Regions from separate parts of the Homo sapiens genome. Here region 1 is linked to region 2. A link is an interaction called in ENCODE POLR2A ChIA-PET data of the cell type or tissue named here. Cell type or tissue: IMR-90. All regions are shown on one strand. Each heading gives the region's core, and the rest is flanking DNA. Links, peaks and the distances in the headings are about the cores only.

Region 1 (2,925 bases), core at 117-2,616, 160 kb after region 2:
TAATAAAATGTTTAAATTAGAATACTCTTTGCTAAAATCTATTACTTCAAAAATAGCAAGATGTAAACTCTTTTACATGGGAATTAAAACTCTTACTGCTCTCTAGAGTCACAATTAACAGGAGACTCAAAATGATGCCAGAATGCCGGCATCCTCCAGTGCTGGTGCTGAGCTGTGAGAAGTTGGCTGCCAAACCTGCTTGGCAGCAATAATCTCCCCCCAAGAGTTTATCTTAATCCCATTAGCCTTAACCCAACTCTTTAAAACTCTAACTTAATCCAATTCTAAAGGAATAACCTGTTTTCAGGAATTTGTCCATCTAAAGTTTTCTAAGTGAAAACATTATGTCATAATAAAGGACCATCCTGTCCAAGGAAGTTATATATTTTTTCCTCCTTGAAAAACCCAATGGCTACATCCAAGAATGGTTAATAGCAGTATGATCAATACTAGCAGATTAAAAAATTCTAAATGTTGGCCTTCTGTGTACTTTCAGTGGGAGGCCAGGGGATTTTAAGATAGTACAGGTTAATTCTGTAATACAAAGATAACTCTGGTAACCTGGAATTTCTTGAGTTAGGAGAATTCATAGCATAGACCGGTTTTTAAATAGCTAGTATCTTCGGGAAACACATTTTTAATGTAAAATTTCACTTATCTAATAATTACAGGCAGTATATTACAGTGTTGTAGCAGATCAGTAAACTAAACTTGTGGAATAAATACACCCCGGGTAACAATGGTATTAAAAAATAGGCATAATTCTGGTTTGCAATCTTTCATTTAAATAAAAGGAAATATCTGATAATAACATTTTGGTGTGTCACAAGCATGAAATTGTGGAATCGCACCCGGGCCTCCTCCCTGTTTTGAAGGCTACACTCTGGTTTTCCACTTACGGTTCCTACAGAAAGTCTTACTCAGACCTAAGCTGTGAGCACTCTGGCTAAGGGGCCCACAGTAGGCCTAAGGCTCAGGCCAGCTGATTAAAGCAGCTGTACATATGATGAGGGCCTTATGCTGTCCACATGTAGACCCAGCGGCAGACTTAGATGAGCTCACAGTGCCTTTTAAAAAGCTCATATGGTTTAATAAAGCAAAACGTAAGCATGCTAGGATGCAAAGGAATTTAAAATAATTCAGTGTAGGGTATTTGGCGGAAGATTTTTTTTAATTTTTTGGTCTTGAGAATTTAAAATATCAAATTAAGAAGCTCCATGCAGTTAACTTGCACTTAAAATACAAAAATTTAAAATTAAAGCTCAAGACACAAAGGACACAATTTCCTCCCGTGCTGACTGCACCTGGGTCCTCTTTGGTTGGATGCTGGTGAGCCCATCAGTGACAGGTAAATCACACTGGGAAGAGTAGACTGCTGCTAAGAGGCTCACCAAAAAGATAGAAGATATTCCTTTTTTTTTTTTTTTTTAAAAAGAGGCAGGGTCTCACTCTGTCATGCAGGCTGGACTGCAGTGTGCAGTGACACAATCACTACCCACTGCAGTCTCGAACTCCTGAGCTCAAGCAATCCTCTTGCCTCAGCCACTCAAAGTACTGGGATTAGAGGCACGAGCCACTGTGCTTGGCCCCTAAGAAAGAAGATACTCTTCAAGAGCAGCTTGAAATCAGGCTCTTGATCTACTGACATCTACTCCTCGAATTTGAAGCACTGCAGCTCAAAGTGCTTCTGATAAAAATAAAGAAATGTCAATATGCTACAGAATGGATGGCCTATTGGCTGTCAGGGCACACGGTCAAACGGCTGCTCCTGAGCACATGGTCAAAAGCACATATGCAAAACACGGCTAAGCAGGAGCATTTGGAGCTGTGGGGCGAGCTATGGGGCAAGCTGCTCGGGGCCATTACAGACCTTAGTCCTGGAAACCTTCCCCACCTGTGAGGGCACTAGGAAGGGCATCTATTGGGAAACAAAACAAACAAACCAACATGGCTTTGTTGTTTTCAAAATAAAAGCTCTGATGGCATCAGAAAAAAAGTTATTAACCATTTATAACATGTGCAAATTATGTATTATATTCCTGAAAAAAGTTATCAAAAGCTGTTAGAATCAGTTAACCGTCACCCTTTGGGTTAATGGAAACCTTGGCACATTTTTAGCTGCAAAGTCACTCAATATGGTTGGAAAGCCCAGAGGTGTATTTCAGCTTCTTTTCCGAAAGTGCCTCCACTTAGAACAATTTAAACTAGGCTGCTGTAAGAAATTATTTGAGGCCCCTAATTACCATTTTTAAAAACACACTAGAAACCCCCATATTCATCCTTAAATTAAATAATAAATTAGAGCATTTGGGATGGAAATATTCTTGAAATGTTAAATAAAATGGTCATGTTCTAGACTATTAAAAATATGCCATTAGGTAGCCCACTAAAACCTGTACAATCACCACCACTTCCAAACAGGTTCCCACTGGGTCTACAGGAAAATCTTGATTCTTCCCTCCCAAGCCATTAGAACATGACAGTGCCCTGAGATCTCCCTTCTGGAGCATTCAATTTGGCATAAATCATGTTTTTTAAAGTTATACCTGAAATTCTGTACTTAATATGAACACTTTTACTCTTAGAAGTACTGTTTAAGCATTTTAATGAGGAATTCACTAAGAAATAAAGTTCATGCTCGTGTTGTAAAATACCTTCCACCTGGAATAAAAGCCATTATGTTGAGAAAAATGTAAACGTACATAGGTCTTAAACACACAAGCAACTATAAGTCAGGGGTCGGCAAACTTAAAGGACCAGGCAGTAAATGTTTCCAACTTTGTGGGCCACAGGATCTTTGGTCACGACTACCCAGCTCTGCTGTTTCAGCACCAATGCAGCCACAGACAATATGTTAACAAATGGGTGTAGCTGTGTTCCAATAAAACTTTAATGACAAAAACTGGCTGCAGGACAGGTTTGGTT
Region 2 (2,925 bases), core at 316-2,815:
TTTTCTAGAGGTCAACTTAGCACTCCAGTCTCTTAAAGTGACATCATGTGTTAAAGCAGCGTTTTGTGTACTGTATTTCTGCCAGTGTTTTAGAAGATTTACAAAGTAGCCAATGTGAAAACTATTATACAAAGTTAAATAGTAGACTTTGACAGATAGGAATAATGTAAGGGCTTGAGGTATTAAGGCATGGAAATTGATGTTTTGGGGATTGGTAGATGATTGTTGGCTGGTCCACATTTAACTTCTTTCTGTTAAACTTGTAGATAGTCAAAGTGAAGTTCATTAAATATTTTCTGAAATCAGTTTATTAAGGTGACATAAAGTATTTTAAACATTTAAAGAAGTATTAATTAAAATGGTATTACAAATTTAGAACTTGGTATATTTAGAACTTTGGTTATATTGTCTGTTCTTGGGTTTTCATGTGAATATAAGACAATTGCTATTTTTTTTCAATTAAGAGGCTATTTTTTAAAACAGTTTTAGACTTACAGAATGATATGTTTTTATATAAGAAATATCAAGAAAGCTTGTAGAATAGCAAAGCTTAGCAAAAATTAATTTATTTGTCTTATTGGTGCATTTCATTGTTTCACAAAGTGGGGGGTCCTGATTTGGAACACAGACTAGGAAAAGGTAGGGTGAATTCTTTGAATAGATAATTTTTCCATTCTTAAAAGTTTAACTTGTTCATTTTTGGACCAGTTAAAATTTTTTTTCCCATTTCTTTAAAACTGTGAAATAGATGGGTGGGGTCACAGTATGACCAAAAAAAAAAAAAAAAACCCTAAAAATAGAGCTCTTTACTAGATATCTATGTTTTATCCTAGCTAAATGTAACTCTTTTCCATTAAAATCTTTTTTGATATGGACCAGGGCAGTCTCAGGGCTAATTAGAGAACCTTCTCACATTAATGATCTCAGTGGCTGGTCTTGTCCTGCTCTCTCCATGCCAGCTGTAGGTGTTTTTTAGAGCAGAGATTTATTTAAAACTATTGATGCATTCAGCAGCATACTAACCAGTGACCATCATTCTTACTTACTCTTCCTCTTGATCATTCTTTCTCTTTTCTTTACTGGTTCTTCATTATTGCACCTCTTGAATATTGATATTCCACAGTGTTTAATCCTCAGTATTGTTCTATCTTGTTTTGCATAGATCCAGTCACTTTGTGTATGCTTGGCAATTCCTGGATTATTCATTCAACCAGCATTTGCTTTGCTTGGTTCAGGAAATGCTAGTGATAAAGTGAAGGAGAAATAAGAAACCAGCACTTACAGAGCACATTGACTGCATTGTAAGGGATTTGTAAGAGTTTCATCAGAATAGAGGAGGGCAATCTGGTTGTCATAACATAACATGCTTCTAAGATACGCCCAGTCTGGGGGTGGGGGAAATTAGATGTTTTCTAGGCAAAAACGACAAAAATATTTGCAAGAAAGGTATCAAGGCATTTTGAGCAAAAGAAATAGCGTGAAAGAACGTGATACGTTTTGGGGAATTGCAAGTATTTGGTGTGGTAGAAGAGAATGCAGTGAGTGTGGACATAGCAGGATATGAATCTGGAAAAAGGTAGAGAGGGGCCATGCCAAGGAGTTTAGAAAGGAGTTCCAAAAGTGGTTTTATGATACAGATAACTTGGGGCAGGTAGATGATAGATTTCGGGATGCGTGAAAGTGGGTGGGGCAGGGATCAAGACTTGAGCCAGGCCTGCAGTCCCATTAGGAGGTTTTTGTGAGAGTAAATTGTTGAGGGCCTAAATCAAAGAAGTGGCGTTGGAGACACAGGATGCATTTGAATTTGAGGTATTCTGTTGGGCCTGTTGACTGACTAGATACAGGGGAGTAGGGAGAAATTGAGGAAGAAATTCCTGCTTGAGTAACTACATAGATAGTTAAGCCATTACCTAAAATGAAGTTTCTCTCCCGTCACTCTGGCAGTTATGACTTATTCTTGCCTTTACTTCCCTCCTTCTATCTGCTGCTTAAACCCATTCTTAGGTTTTGTCATTTCTTCCTCTACAACTCTTTTCTCACCTGTATGTTGAATCTTAAATCCATATTTTTAATCCAAACTTTTTTGAACTCCAGAACCATATATTCAGTTGCATCCCGTGTGTGCATATTCTGTAGCAATGGTTCTCGAAGTTTACCTGAGGACAGGATCCCTAGGAGGCTCCTCAAAACTCTTTCATGAGATCCATGAGGTCAAATCAATTTTCATAATAACAGGAAGACTTTATTTGCCTGTTTCACTTTTATTATGAGTATATAGTGGAGTTTTCCAGAGGTGACACAGTGTGGGATACCACAACAAATTGGATGCAGGCGCATATGTGATAATCCACCTACCTTCTGTTAAGCCAGATGTTAGAGAGACTTACAGAAATGTTAAACAGTGCCATGCTTCTCACTAATTTTGTTATGGAAAATAGAACAATTTTTTTTAAATGTATGTATGTTCGTATGTAATAAATTTATTTTTAACTCACTTAAAATATTTGTTTAAACTTTTATTATGGTAAATGTATATACAACACACATAAACGAAACCTTTTGGAGTTCTCAGTGTTTCAGAGTATAAAGGACCTTGAGACCAAAACATTCGAGATGTGAGTCAGCAGAGGCAGTGTGGTTAAGTGCCTTGCCCATGGTCATATAGCTAGTAAGTTGCAGAGCTGAGATTTGAATCCATCCAGTCTTTTGAACCTATACTTCTTGTCCTGGGACAGTTTAGGTAAGATTAATATTACATGTTTCTTGAGGATACACACCCATCCACACACGCCCCCTGTAAAGTTATCTGAGCCTGGTGCATGTTATGTTATGTTATGTTATGTTATGTTATGTTATGTTATGTTTTATGTTATGTTATGTTATGTTGTTATGTTATGTTATGTTATGTTATGTTATGTTATGTTA

The links. ChIA-PET counts read pairs that join two places held together with the same protein. Peaks named below come from ENCODE experiments on the same cell type or tissue, not always from the same donor. Only the 100,000 strongest peaks of a DNase experiment are listed, where the experiment ranks them.
Region 1: POLR2A ChIA-PET joins it to region 2 with 6 read pairs; 2 of 35 experiments call an interaction of 5 or more read pairs at or near these places.

The regions. Positions count from the first base shown.
Region 1 is chr16:24,927,743-24,930,667 of GRCh38, forward strand. The region is part of intron 19 of ARHGAP17 (Rho GTPase activating protein 17); the gene reads right to left. Among named protein-coding and RNA genes, the nearest start is that of SLC5A11, 83 kb to the left of the region's middle. In IMR-90, for the core only: no CTCF peak of the experiment used is centred there; no DNase peak of the experiment used is centred there.
Region 2 is chr16:24,768,698-24,771,622 of GRCh38, forward strand. The region is part of intron 4 of TNRC6A (trinucleotide repeat containing adaptor 6A); the gene reads left to right. Among named protein-coding and RNA genes, the nearest start is that of TNRC6A, 41 kb to the left of the region's middle. In IMR-90, for the core only: no CTCF peak of the experiment used is centred there; DNase peaks (open chromatin) are centred at 1,274 and 2,614; H3K27ac peaks cover 150 bases.